4 separate regions of the Homo sapiens genome follow, and regions 1, 3 and 4 are each linked to region 2. Evidence: chromatin contacts called from ENCODE Hi-C or POLR2A ChIA-PET data. All regions are on one chromosome and are shown on one strand. The core of a region is the stretch at or near the end of the contact, and the rest is flanking DNA. Distances in the headings are between cores, read along the strand shown. Region 1 holds the start of PKIG (cAMP-dependent protein kinase inhibitor gamma). Region 2 overlaps MYBL2 (MYB proto-oncogene like 2). Region 3 holds the start of ADA (adenosine deaminase). Region 4 holds the start of OSER1 (oxidative stress responsive serine rich 1).

What was found. A loop is a pair of places that touch in the nucleus more often than their neighbours do. ChIA-PET counts read pairs that join two places held with the same protein, here RNA polymerase II (POLR2A). Pooled maps may share reads with other maps.
Region 1: a loop to region 2 is called in a pooled map, with 5 times the contacts of the local background. The contact joins the promoter of PKIG here to the enhancer-like site in region 2. A Hi-C loop is called at or near these places in 1 of 37 single-sample maps with no recorded cell type and 4 of 50 pooled maps. POLR2A ChIA-PET finds 5 or more read pairs at or near these places in 2 of 52 experiments (A549 and K562).
Region 3: a loop to region 2 is called in a map with no recorded cell type, with 7 times the contacts of the local background. The contact joins the promoter of ADA here to the enhancer-like site in region 2. A Hi-C loop is called at or near these places in 7 of 37 single-sample maps with no recorded cell type and 5 of 50 pooled maps. POLR2A ChIA-PET finds 5 or more read pairs at or near these places in 2 of 52 experiments (B cell and SK-N-SH).
Region 4: a map of B cell shows a loop between it and region 2 (27-fold over the local background). The contact joins the promoter of OSER1 here to the enhancer-like site in region 2. A Hi-C loop is called at or near these places in 1 of 168 maps with a recorded cell type or tissue (B cell), 4 of 37 single-sample maps with no recorded cell type and 5 of 50 pooled maps. POLR2A ChIA-PET finds 5 or more read pairs at or near these places in 2 of 52 experiments (CD8-positive, alpha-beta memory T cell and activated CD4-positive, alpha-beta T cell).

The regions. Positions count from the first base shown.
Region 1 is chr20:44,580,665-44,583,968 of GRCh38, forward strand. PKIG (cAMP-dependent protein kinase inhibitor gamma) reads left to right here and starts at 1,915. Exons shown (of 4, transcript NM_001281445.2): 1 at 1,915-2,067.
Region 2 is chr20:43,679,915-43,683,027 of GRCh38, forward strand. MYBL2 (MYB proto-oncogene like 2) reads left to right here. Exons shown (of 14, transcript NM_002466.4): 3 at 1,870-1,941; 4 at 2,880-2,972. Among named protein-coding and RNA genes, the nearest start is that of MYBL2, 14 kb to the left of the region's middle. Within about 2 kb of position 1,802, at least 9 of the 41 ENCODE cell types and tissues checked have a DNase peak (open chromatin) inside an H3K27ac peak, as active enhancers do; they include B cell, where a contact is called at or near this core.
Region 3 is chr20:44,650,188-44,653,256 of GRCh38, forward strand. ADA (adenosine deaminase) reads right to left here and starts at 1,512. Exons shown (of 12, transcript NM_000022.4): 1 at 1,388-1,512. The coding sequence starts at 1,420. RefSeq lists enhancers at 961-1,070, 1,301-2,284 and a silencer at 1,321-1,710.
Region 4 is chr20:44,208,702-44,212,267 of GRCh38, forward strand. OSER1 (oxidative stress responsive serine rich 1) reads right to left here and starts at 2,070. Exons shown (of 4, transcript NM_016470.8): 1 at 1,995-2,070. OSER1-DT (OSER1 divergent transcript) reads left to right here and starts at 2,259. Exons shown (of 3, transcript NR_038339.2): 1 at 2,259-2,376. RefSeq lists an enhancer at 1,480-2,099 and silencers at 1,759-1,828, 2,024-2,472.

The sequences.
Region 1 (3,304 bases), core at 665-3,164, 900 kb after region 2:
ATTCCACAGCAGTCCTACGTCACATTGTCACATTGTTGAAAAGCCTTCAGATTGACAAACTCCCTCCTAATATAGCCTGTTTTCTTGGATGTTTTCTGATAAGCATCTGTGTTTTCTGAGAACTAATAAAAATTCTTGTTAAACCACAAATTACCACAGCCTCTTCCTTACCTATAGAGAGCCGCTTTCCCAGTAAAGCTCCGGTCCTACCTTCCCATCACCATCAAAGTGGCATTGAAACAGATCAGATCTGCTCCTTTTGAGGGAGTTAGTTGAAGCCCAGTCTTGCTTCAGGCCACACAGGATTTGGGTAGCAAAGCAAGGAAAGCAGCCTCTCTGACCTAGTGGCCTGAGTGTTTCCTTTCCCAGGCTGGCTGCGGCAACCACTTTGAGAAATGGCATTGGCATTGGCATGTGTGTGGCATGTGTGCTGACCTAGTTAGGAGTTGAGGCTTCATTTCTAATTCTGTCCCTTTCGTTTTGAGCTGTGTGACCTTGGGCATGTCACCTAACTTCTCTGTATATGTCTTCTTATCCAGGAAGGAGAGATTAATAATGTAGCCTCATAGCACTTATCTGATTCTCCTAAGGATGTTATGAGAATCAAATGAGATTATGTACAACGAGAGCAAACATTTATTCAATACTTAGTATGTACCAAATACTTTCAGTTTCCTTACATGTGTTTTTTAATTCTCACAATCCTAAAACAGAGGCACTAGTATCCCACTTGACAGTTAAAAAAACTGAAGTTCAGAGAAATTAAGTCAGACAGGACTCAGATCCACATCTGTGGCTCCCAAATGATGTTCCTAACCACTATGCATGTCACTCGCTCCCCATTGTACACGAAAGTAGAGAGATGTTCTTTGTCTTTACCATCAAGCACTCTCCAAATGCAAGAAATGATCTCTCGTAACCACTGCTGTTCCATGTTGGTCCCTAAGGACACTTATAGCCTGTTACTTGTTTGTCTTATCTTGTAGTTTATGCTGCTGCTTTTCATGTCCCTAAGGACTTGTTCAGTGAATTCTTTTGGTTTTACTCCCAGAGAATCTGTTCATCTCCTTCATAAAGGGGGTTAAAGGTGCCCAGCTGAGCCTGGCATCTTGGGCAGTGGCCTCTGACTTCTCCAGGGTTCTTCCTTCCCTCAAGCATGTAGTTGGGTAGCTTGTAGTAAAATGCTCTATAATGCATTTGTTTATAAGTTCCCCAGTCACTGATTTTTACTCATTGAATCTCAGAAGTGGAAAGCACCAAAGCCAGCATTTTGTTGATAGGGAAACTGAGGTCCAGAGAGGGATGTGACTTGCTTGAGGTCATTCATTCAGTTGAAGGCCTGACCAAGACTGGAACCCAGTTTCCCAGGGGACACACCAGTGCTGTTTCCAAGCCTTCCCCGGGGGCACACATCACCTCCCCTACATGAAGGACAAACTCATGTACTGTGCCCAGCATGTACCTAGGAGACCTGGGAGAAATGAAACAACTTGGAAAATTGGGCAGGAAGAAAGAGATGGGTGTGGGGTGGGGTGAAGATCTCCACCCTAACTAGTATATTATATACCAAAGAAAGGAATTAAACACACAGGAAAGCAGACAACCCACTAAGAAGCAAAGGAATTTACCCAGGAACCCTGGCTCAGTGAGTGGATAGGAAGCCTTTTGTCACTAAAGCTGCAGGGTTGAAAATTGAAGGAAGGATATTAGGCAAGCGTGGTGGCCTGGGATGCAGTTACAGCCCCCTGGCTCATTGTCCAAAGGAAATGGATCTCTCCTGTGGACAGAGAGGTGGAAACTGAGTGAGTGAGTTGTGTGGTTGACATCATCAGGCTGAGCATTGGATTACAACAAATGGGGACTTACTTGGCCCGAGACATGGGAAACACCCACTAAAACCTCAAAGTGCTTTTCATTTAGGAGACACGGGGAAGAGACAGAGAGGAGGGTAAAGTGAGAATCCTGCCCGCACCACAGGTCTGGACTGCTAACCTTGAATCCTGGTTTCTTAAATTCTGCCTCCGCTTCTGACTGAGGACCACTGGATTTTGAGGAAACTTTGGTCTTGTAAGTAGAACTTTACTCTCCTCCCCTGCCCAACACCCCCAGGGAGAAGCAGAGCTTGGAGGCAGAGCTCTCTGGAGAGCTTGCTTTCCAGCCTGTTGGCCACAAAATGTCTATTTTTATATAATGATATATGTGAGCTTGCTCTGAAAATTATGGCCTTGTCTGAAACTGCCTAAGGCTAGTCGGAGCCTCCAGTCTCACAAATGGGCTCCATTCAGATGCTGTTTCATTTTTACTCAAAGAACTTTGACAGAGTATTCAGAGCTTTAAAAGCAGCTCCTTGCTCCAAATATAGGTGAAGAAATAAATCTTCCCTAAGAAATTCGTGTTTGTAAAACCCTTTCTTTTTTTCTGATTACAAAGGTGGTATAATAATTTTTAAACATTCTAGAAAGAAAAGTCTCCGAAAGTAGTGAAAATTCCCTATTATCTTCCCCCTCAGGAACATGGTTGTTGTGTTAAATTTCAGTTACAGATATGGTCAGACTCCATGAATTTACCACATATAAACCCAGTGCTGCAGCAGCTGTGTGGAAAACTCCAAGATGGAAAGGGGTTGGAAATCTTTAACCTTGGGTTTGCGATCTTTTTATTGCTTCCTTTTAAAAATTTGCTGTTTATGCCTGGAATATAAACAGGACATGTAAGCCTTTAGGCATTTTATTTGTTGGTATCTGTTTTCAGGGTTTGAAACTAAGCAAGCTACTCTGTAGAGAGGGAAAGAGGGGGCCCTTGCTGTACCCAGGTCCCTTACTTGGTGGGTCCCTGAACTGAGGAGGATTCCTAGGTGGCTTGAGATGGCTTGCAGTGTGCTAACAGGGGAGGTGTCCCCTCTTAGCAGGTTAAGTATATTTGAAAAGTTACAGCTAACGGGAAGATTTCAGCTTCAACAAAAAGCTACCATATATTAGAAGGGTCACCCAAGGAAACTGTCACCTTGGGCAAGTGTTTCACACTCTCTGGGTCTTGTTTCTTTATTTGTACCTAATGAGGGGACAAAACTAGATGATCTCTGTATTTCCAAATTCAGTATGAAATGAACTGTCCATATTTCTTTTCCCTTTGTATTGGGCCCTTATGGCTTTAGGAGCAAAGGACCCTAGGTTTTCAGTTTCCCAGAGTAGCTAAAAACGGGTGCCTGTAGGACAGTTAAAAGAAGACATAAAACAGGCAACATTAAGTTACTTCTGAGTTTTTATGGGTCTTTTTCAGATTAGGTGTTCTTGAAGAAAGAGAA
Region 2 (3,113 bases), core at 552-3,051:
AAAAAAAAAAAGGATGGAAAACTGAAACTAATTAAACATGAATTCACTCTCCTCCCACCCTCCAGCCCTTGGCAGCTATCTTTCTACTCTGTTTCTGTGATTTTGACTATTTTATTTATTTATTTTATTTTTTCAAGACAGAGTCTTGCTCTGTTGCCCATGCTGCAGTGCAATGGCATGATCTTAGCTCACTGCAACCTCTACTTCCCGGGTTCAAGTGAATCTTCTGCTGCAGCCTCCCGAGTAGCTGGGATCACAGGCGCCTGCCACCACGCTGGGCTAATTTTTGTATTAGTAGAGACGAACTTTCACCATGTTGGCCAGGCTGGTCTCAAACTCCTGACCTCAGGTGATCCACCTGCCTCGGCCTCCTGAAGTGTTGGGGTTAAAGGCATGAGCCACTGCTCCCTGCCTGATTTTGACTATTTTAGATGCTTCCTGTGAGTGGAATCCTGAGTATTTGCCCTGTCTGGCTATTTGACTTAGCATAGTGTCCTCAGCTTTCATCCATGCTGTAGCATGTGTCAGAATTCTCTCGACTGAGTAATATCCATTGTTTATATGCATGACATTTTCTTTCTTTTTTCTTTTGTTTGAGATGGAGTCTCACTCTTGCTCTGTTGCCGAGGCTGGAGTGCAGTGGCATGATCTCGGCTCACTGCAACCTCCGCCTCCCAGGTTCAAGCAATTCTTCCTCATCCTCCCGAGTAGCTGGGATTACAGGCACCCACCACCACACCTGGCTAATTTTTGTATTTTTAATAGAGATGGGGTTTCGCCATATTGGCCAGGCTGGTCTCGAACCCCTGACCTCGTGATCTGCCCACCACGGCCTCCCAAAGTGCTGGGATTACAGGTGTGAGCCACTGCGCCTGGCTTGACATTTTCTTTATATATTAATTGATTTGACTGAGGAAAACTTTATATATAATTAACTACAACCATTTGTAGTACAATTCAGTAGAACCACCAGCACAGCCGGGCTATAGGACATTTCCATTGTCCCCAAGACATTCCTTGCCCCCCTTTGCTGTTCATCCCTTTCCACCACTGGCCTCAGACAACCACTTTTTGTCCCTATAGCTTAGTTTACATTTTCTAGAACTTCATGTGCATGGAATCATACGGCATGTACCCTCCTGTGTCTGGCTTCTTTCACACATCATAGTGACACTGAGATTCATGTTATCGCGTGAATTGGTAGTTCATTTCGGGAGGCTATTTTGATAGATACTAGCCTGTCTTCTAACTACTCTTGTTTTTGCCCAGACCTCCAGCTTCTAGTGCTGAATCACTGTCAGCTCTGGCCTGAGTTCAGTAATGACCTCCTTATGTCCGCTCGGCTCCCTTCCAGCCCCTTTCCCACCCTGTAGCAGGCAAAGAGAACTTTACAAAGTTCTCTTCATAGAACGTTTGACTGTGACCACCCACTCTTCAAACACATCAGTGGTTTTGCATGATAGATGGTTGAACTGATGCTGCGAATGGTCTGGCCCCTATGGTTCCCTCCAAAATCATCTTGGATCTGTTTTGCTTCCTCCATTTTAGCTATTCTGCATTTCCTTGGAACCTGTCCCTTAGTGTCCCTGAGTAGGCAGTCACCACGTACCTCTCCATATCTCCCAGCAGGGGGTGGCTTTACTTTTGTTCCTGTGAGCCTTCCATTGGCAGCTGGCTCCCTCCCATGAGATCAGGGGCAGCTCTTTTGCTGCCTGCTGCTGCAGCTGTAGTGCCTGGCACCTTGTACGTATTCACTTCATGACGGAATGGATGAACGAGGCTGTTCTTTTAGATTGGGCTCTGTCACGGGCAGCCCTGAGGTTTTCTGCACGTATGTGTGCTGAGCCCCTGTCTTTCTGGTGTTGGCAGGACGAGCAGCTGAGGGCCCTGGTGAGGCAGTTTGGACAGCAGGACTGGAAGTTCCTGGCCAGCCACTTCCCTGTGAGTACAGTCCTGCTGTGGCCCTCCCTCGGGGCAAGGGCTCTGGGAGAACAGTGTGCCTGGGACAGACTTTGCCAAGGAGGGGAAAAGGGAGTTCCTTACTCAGCCCCTGAAAACAAAACCAAATAAAACAGGGCAAATGGACCTTTGTAGGATCTCTCTTCCCAAGCTGGCATTCAGGGTACACTGCTGTAAACATCTTCCAGCTCCTCAGCATGCCTGGTGGTCTTCAGGCTCTGAGACATTTGCAGCATGTGGTGCATATTTGCATTTCTTCCTGTAAGTCAGGAGTGAACAGGTGTTCGGTTTCTCAACAGTGAGACTGAAACTGAGGGGAAGTGATGCTTTCAGCAGGCTTCATGGTGAGGCCCCTGCAGGGCTGGCAGGTGCTACCACATTCGAGTATTTAGAGCCTCCTGATGGTGAGGGGGTTCCCCTCAGGACCTCCTTCTCAGGCCCTCCCACCCCTGACCCACAGGTGTCTGGGAGGGAGGGGGTGTGGCAGGAGCTGCCATATGTCTTACTGCCTGGGCTGCTCAGAAAGCATGTCACCAGATCCTTTCCTGCCCCATTTCCTCATCTCCCCCTCTTCTGTGTAATCTGAACTCTTCAGGGAATAAAAATGCTCTCCTAGAAAAAAGCAGGGGTCCCTGACGTACAAGGAATTAAAGACTTGTGATGGTGGCCCCTTGTGTTCGGTTGGTAGGGAGCGGCTTCCCACAGGGGACCGAGTTTGCCCTCTCGTGTAGCAAAGGGAAACCGCCCATGTTCCGGCATGTGGGCTTGCAGTGAGTGGTGGCTGCATGGAACAGGACACACCTACCCAAGGTGTGCCTAGTCCCAGGCCATAGGCCCCTGAGCCTAGTACTTAACCAGGCCCCCAGCCCGAGGTCCCAGAAGTTCTCACAGATTGGTTTGTTCTTCTGTTCTTTTCCCAGAACCGCACTGACCAGCAATGCCAGTACAGGTGGCTGAGAGTTTTGAATCCAGACCTTGTCAAGGGGCCATGGACCAAAGAGGAAGACCAAAAAGTAACTGCTGGGACAGTGCCTTGCACACAGTGGGTCTTCACCCACCAGTGTACCTGGGGACTGTGAGATTGCCTTGTGTTGGGGTTGGGGGTGTCAAGCTGAGCATTGGGTGTGAGTTGTCTACCAGCCAGTCTGGACACT
Region 3 (3,069 bases), core at 262-2,761, 970 kb after region 2:
GGGGTGGGGGTAGGAGGGCTTGTACAGCACCTCAGTGCTTCCAGCTTCTGACGGGGAGTAGCTGAGCATTTTCCCTGGGCTGGGGGCATCAGTAGTGGGGGCCAGGCCTCACCCTCCTCAGAAGGTAGGTGGGCTCTCCACAGCCTGTCTCCCTCACTGACACATGCACACTCACTGGATTCTCACCGGCACTTTTGTGATAGCTGTCATCATCATTCACACCTATTTCTTTTCTTTTCTTTTTCTTCTCTTTTTTTTGAGACAGGGTCTCGCTCTGTCTCCCAGGCTGAAGTGCAGTGGCACCATCACACCTCACTGCAGCCTCAACCTCCTGGGCTCAAGCGATCCTCCCGCCTCAGCCTCCTGAGTAGCTGGGACTACGGGAGTGCACCACCACACACACTTCCCCTAACTTTTTTTATTTTTTGGAGAGACGGGGTCTAGTTTTGTTGTCCAGGCTAGTCTCAAACTCCTGGACTCAAATGATCCTCCCGCCTCAGCCTCACAAAGTGCTGGGATTACAGGCGTGAGCCAACCTCCTGGGCCACTCACACCTATTTCTTAGAAGGGTAAGTTGAGGCTGACTGCAGCTGACTCCTTCCCCAACCACTCTCACACCCTACTGGCTGACTCACCCTGCTTGGCAGACTCCTGGGCCCCTCCTCTCGGACTCTGCGACAGGCCAAGGGGGTCCAGACCCTCCCTGACCCCAACAGTCCCAAGACGCCACAGCTGGTGGGCGGAGAAACAAGGGGATTCTCCCCTGGGGCCAGTGGCCATGGCTTGGCCTCGAGTGAACCCTGCTAGGGCCCCAAACCCAGGGCCTACCTAGCTCCTGTTCTTCCCGCGCGGGGGAAGGGGGGTGCTCTGCTCCCCTCCCTCCCCTTTCTGGCAGGGCTCACGGTTCTTCCCCGGGGCGCATCCACAAACCTGAGCTCCTTGGCGCTCACCACCATAACGCTGGCGTACAAAGCTGCTTCCATTCACTGAGCACTCAGTAGGCGCCGGGCACAGCACTAGGTGCCTATCCGGCGTAGACATCGGGCCTGATCATACAGCTGAGCTTCAGAGACCTCAAGTCCCTGCCCAGGCCCACACAGCGCTCAGCGGTGCTAGGATGCCCACTTGACAGACAGCGAAACTGAGACCCAGAGGGGTCAAGTCAGGGGCAGAAGCAGACTCTGGAGGCCTCCGGGTTCTGGACCTTCTCTGCCCCATTGTCCCTGATTAGCCCGCAAGCAAGCCACGGCCTAAGCCGAAGGAAGAACTCGCCTGCAGGAGCCCCCGTTCGTTCCCAGGGTTTGGACGCCCCGGGCTGGGCCCCGCTAAGCCCCTCGGGCCGCCCAGGCGCCGGACCCCCGTCCCCGGAGCCCCCGCGCGCGCTCACTTTGGGCTTGTCGAAGGCGGGCGTCTGGGCCATGGTGCCCTCGTGCGCCCCGGCGCTGCTCCCTCCGCCGCCGCTCGGTGGGTCTCTGCCGGCTCGGTGGCCGCTCGGCTTTCCCTGGGGCCAGCGGTGGCCGCGGCCGGCCACGCTCTTCTTAACGGGCCGGGCCCCGCCTCCCGCCCCGCCCGCCGCCGTTCCCGGGGCCCGCCCTCTCGCCGGAGCCCCCGCCCCGCCCGCCGGCCTGGATCGCGCATTTCCTGGAATTCTGGACCCGGCGTCCTCGCCCGCCGACCCGAAAACTACGGCCCCGCGGCGCCCGACCGGACCCACCTGTGGGCGCGCGCTCCAGCCGCCTCGCTGGGCGCTGCCTTCCCCCCGGCTCCTCCAGCAACTTTCAAGCGTCCCCCTGCAGTCTGGGCGCTGCTGTGCGCCAGGCCCAAGCTAGAAGCGGGGACCCCGGGAGCATCGCAAGCCTCGAGCGGCGTGCCTTCCACCGGATAGACGGACGCTCGTCGCAGAAACACACACCATAATTGTATAGTTAAGGAACTTTCGAGGGGGGCCAGCCGTGGCCTGCAGAACCTGCAGGAGTTCATCAGGGGTGGGTGGGGGTGGAGAGGACATTCTACGTGAGAGACTCCAGGGAGCTGGGAGTGAAAGGAGGCGAGGAAGGCTGGAGCTCGGAGGGAGGGAGAACACAGACAGTCCCCTCCTGGGCATTCACCTTTAAGAAACCCGCCCAGGCGCAGCCAGAGACCTGTGCAGAATGTTCACACCAGCGCTATTCCGAATAACAGGAACATTGGAAACACCCTCAAATGCCCCTCCACGGGCGAGTGGGCAAATAAACCGGAATATTCACACCATGAAACGTTAGACAGCAGTGAAACGGAATGAACTTCAGCCAGACAACAACAGAAACAATGTCTCAGAAACAATGTTGAGTGAAAAAAACTAAGTTGCGGAAAACTGCATACAATGGTGCAACTTTTAGAATGTGTAAAAGCAAAACCAAAAGTATGTATGTTTAGACACATGCATCGGTGGAAAAAATGTAAAGCAAGGGAAAGATGAGCATAGATACGAGAAGAGTGGTTATCTCAGGTGAAAGGGAAGGAGCCGGGAGGAGGTAAGGACGGAGGGAAATAACACGCGGGTACAGGTTATTTATTTATTTATTTATTTATTTATTTATTTATTTATTTATTTACTGAGACGGAGTTTCGCTCTTTCGCGGAGGCTGCAGTGAAGTGGCGCGATCTGGGCTCACTGCAACCTCTGCCCCTCTGGCCCGCCTCCTCCCCACCGCTCCCCCGCACCCCCAGCGTTTCAAGCGATTTTCCTGTCTCAGCCTCCCGAGTAGCTGGGATTATAGGCGCCCACAACCACGCCTGGCTAATTTTTGTTTTTTGTTTTTTTGTTTTTGTTTTTGTTTTTTTGAGATGGACTCTTGCTCTGTCGCCCAGGCTGGAGTGCAGTGGCGAAATCTCGGCTCACTGCAACCTCCACCTCCTGGATTTTAAGCAGTTCTCGGCCTCAGCGTCCCGAGTAGCTGGGATTACAGGCGCGTGGCACCGTGCCCTGCTAAGTTTTGGATTTGTAGTAGAGACGGGGTTTCACCATGTTGGCCAGGCTGGTCTCGAACACCTGACCTCACATGATCCACCCACCTCGGCTTCCCAAGG
Region 4 (3,566 bases), core at 820-3,319, 530 kb after region 2:
AGGTTGTAAACAAATCCTTCCTGCTGGTAGAACTAAATTGAAGTTTGACTTACAATGTTCCTCAATTACCTTATGATCCGTTAGTCAATGTTCAGCTCTTACCGAGTTCATAAATCATCTGAGCCAATCTCCCCAACCCGCAGACCGCCCCCCAAGTCCTCTTTAGCCCTCTCTGGAAATCAGTCAGCATTTACGTACACATCACATTTAAGTATACACTGCTGAACCCTACAGGCAGAAATTCATTTCTTTCACAAATATTTACAGAATTCCTACCACGTGCATGGCACTAGAATGAATGCTAGGGATAGAAGCCCAAACTCCATTTCCGTAAGGACTAGAATCTCATTCCTGCCCTCCAAGAGCTTACAATGTAACACTGTGCTAAGAGGCTCTGAACCTACATATGTAACTTTTAATTATACCATGCTGACTTAATAGCATGGCAGGTGATCACCCTAGATGTTAATACAAACTTTACATTCCTGTTGACACACTAAAAGATCTATCATCTAAAAACCAAAACAGGCCAGAATTAAAATCTGGCTACAGACTAAAACTTCAGGAATGAAGTTCTGTCTAAACCATTTTCAGACTTCCAGCATTTTTTTACTACTCACTTTTTTTCTCAGTTATTTTAGCCAAGAGCAAATGAGCGTTAGGCATAACCTTAAGAGCTAGAGAAGAGCATGTTTGTAATTATAAAAGGCTCATTATGCTCCTCTGCATCCCCAGATCCCCATTCAAAGAAAGGGCTGTACAACTAACTCCGGACAACAGATATAATTGGCTTGCCTTTCTTCATTAATATTAAATTTGTGGGAGACAGTCTTGGCGTTTTCACTGCAGTGAACTCGTGAAGTTGAACAATCTCCAAAGAGATGAAACTTTAAAAAGCCTATTCGAAGTTAAAGTCAAATCACACCAGGCAATTTAACTTTGCCTCGGATTTTCCACAACCTTACAAAAATTACAAAGTTCTTCTAAGTTCCTCCATCAAAAGGCCAAATTCCTGGTTTTTTCTTTCAACAAAATGGATGCGTCACAATCTTATTTACATCTTGCCGTTTTAACCAAGACCTCCTTGAATCCCAAGCCTAGGTCTACACTTCCAGGCCCCTGAGAAGACCTAAGAACGATCAAGAAGGGATGCGCGGGTAAGCGTTGTCATCACAACATTAAAGATTTCGAAACTCCCAGACCACCAGAAAGCGTAGAGTATGGGGAAGAAAACCAAACCCAGCAACTCTAAGAGGCAAACTAGACCGGGAGGAAACAATCGGCCCCCAGGACAAAAAGCACATTCACACCTCTCCGTGCAACCCACTCATCCCTTTATACTCGCAGCGCTGCAGCCAAAGCACAAAGTTCTTTCTTTTCACCCAGAGTCTGTGCCTGTCGCGGTTAAACATGAACGGAGGAAAATTCCTAGTCAGAACCCAGAGGGGTAGGACGGGGCTTGGAGTGTGGGGACAACGCCAAGCAGGGAGCTGTCCAGGGGCACTGCCCGCCCGGGGTCTCCAGCTGTGAAGTTGCGCTCCTCGGGAGATTCCTGGGGTCAGAACGAGAGGCTGGAGTCGGAGCGAGGCACAAGGGATGCGGGAGAAGAAAGGAGTGGGGCCGAAGAGGTAGCCAAAGAGAATGGGGCTCCGAGGCGAGAGAGAAAGGACTGGAAGGGGCAAAGGGCGGCCAAGGAGGGCGAAAAGGGGAAGCTGCCGCTGGGCGGGAGACGGCGGAGGAGCGAGACGGGGCGGGGGACCGCGGGAGGACGGGAAGGCGGGAAGGGGAGAGAGCGTGGAGCTCGGAGCTCCAGCAGGCACAGGCCGCGGCAGATAAGGGGGCGCGGAGAGGCCCAGGCCCGGCCCAGGCAGGAGGCGTCGGGAGACGACGCGACCCAAGGCGGGCGGGCCCGGGGAAAACCGCCCGCGGCCAGACCGGCAGTGGAAGCTGAGACGCAGTGCTGCGGCCCCTCCCCGTCACGTCAGGGCACTTACCTCCTCGCAGCTGGGACGCTCCGGTGATGCGGGGCAGTCAGTTCAGAGCGTCTCTCCCAAATCTCGGCACCCGACTGACCCGGATCCAAACCAGCCAAGGGGGCGGCCCGCGCCTCGGGAGTCGCGTTGCGCCTGCGCACTCCGGCATGCACCCCTCCCCCTGCTTATGCTCCTCCCACCCCAGTGACTCGGCAGCGCGGCAGCCGACGACTGCGCAGACGCAGGGCGGCGGCCGCGCCTCTCCAACGCCCCGCACCCGCCCCCCTCAGAAGCACGTGCGCCTTACGTAATTTCCTGTTATTCTTCGGTTTGCCTCCTCCCAGTGGCGTGGATTTGCTCCCGACCCGCTTTTGGGGCGTGCCTGCTTCCTCCTCTCTGTTAGGTGAGTGAGTAGGCGTCATTCTTCACAGTAGTCCTCTGCCTCCACCGCCCCGGGATCTCCTTGCGCTCGGTCCTCTACGTGGAGTCACCTATGCAGAGGAATTCCACGGGGCGGGGGCGAGGACAGGGTGCGGGGGTCTTTATGGCAGACAATCCCCGGCTGAGCGCTTGGCCAGAGTTTCTGTGATGCTAGAATCTGGACTGCCTGCGACCTCTCCGGGACTCGGACACCAGCCCTCGCCTCCTGGTGATCTTTTAGGTCCTGCAGAGAAGTGAAGAGGTATTGGACGTGGCCAGGGTCAATAGTGTGAAGCCAGAATTAGAATTGAATTGAAATGCCTTCGGTTTTGATATCTCTGCTGTTTGTCTTGAGGCAACTGCTTTTCCTCCTTTGGGCCTCTCAGTTTTCCATCTAGTAAGTGAGGAAGTTGAACCTTATCGGTGAATCTCGTGTTTTCAGGCGTAGACTCCTTTGAGAATCTGGTGAGAACTGTAGATCCTCTTGCCAAAGAAATGCACCTACACACCAAATTTTGCAAAAAGATTTAGGCAGTTCACCAAAGGAGATGAATTTTAGGATTCTTTACATTTTTCTGATTCTGAATGTTGCTCAGATGGTAGGCGGGAAAAGGTGATCTGTGCAACAGCTGCCACCCGCTCCATCACCAGGACTGGTTCTGCTGATCTAGCTGTGCCTCTCCTCGCCTGCCAATCTCCAGCTCCACGTCTGCACTGCTCAAAGCTTCGTGAGAACAGATGATTTTGCGCAATTGAGTTGGATGGCGTTGATTGTGGCCCACCCCTAGAGTGAGGGTTTTTCCCTGAACCAAAACTGGCCCCATCCACCGTCATTCCCCAATACCTTAGTTGTAGTCAACTAGATAGGCTGCCGAAGATGGTTTAACTGTGTCCAGCTTAACTACAGCCAGGCTTTGGAATGCCTGGCCTATGTCTGTAAATGAAATCTAACAATTTATTGTATAACGTTGTTAAACATGAAGCATGATGTTGGCCCTGGATAAAACATTTTAAATTCTCGTCGTTCATACCAGAGGCTCAGTAACTGACCGGTTGAAAGAAAACTGTTCATTGTAACCTAATGATGCTAGTTAGATAGCATTAGATTATGTTAGAGATCAGATAACTTGTTCTAGCTGCCTTTGTCCTGTCTCACAGTGCTAGTAAGTCAGG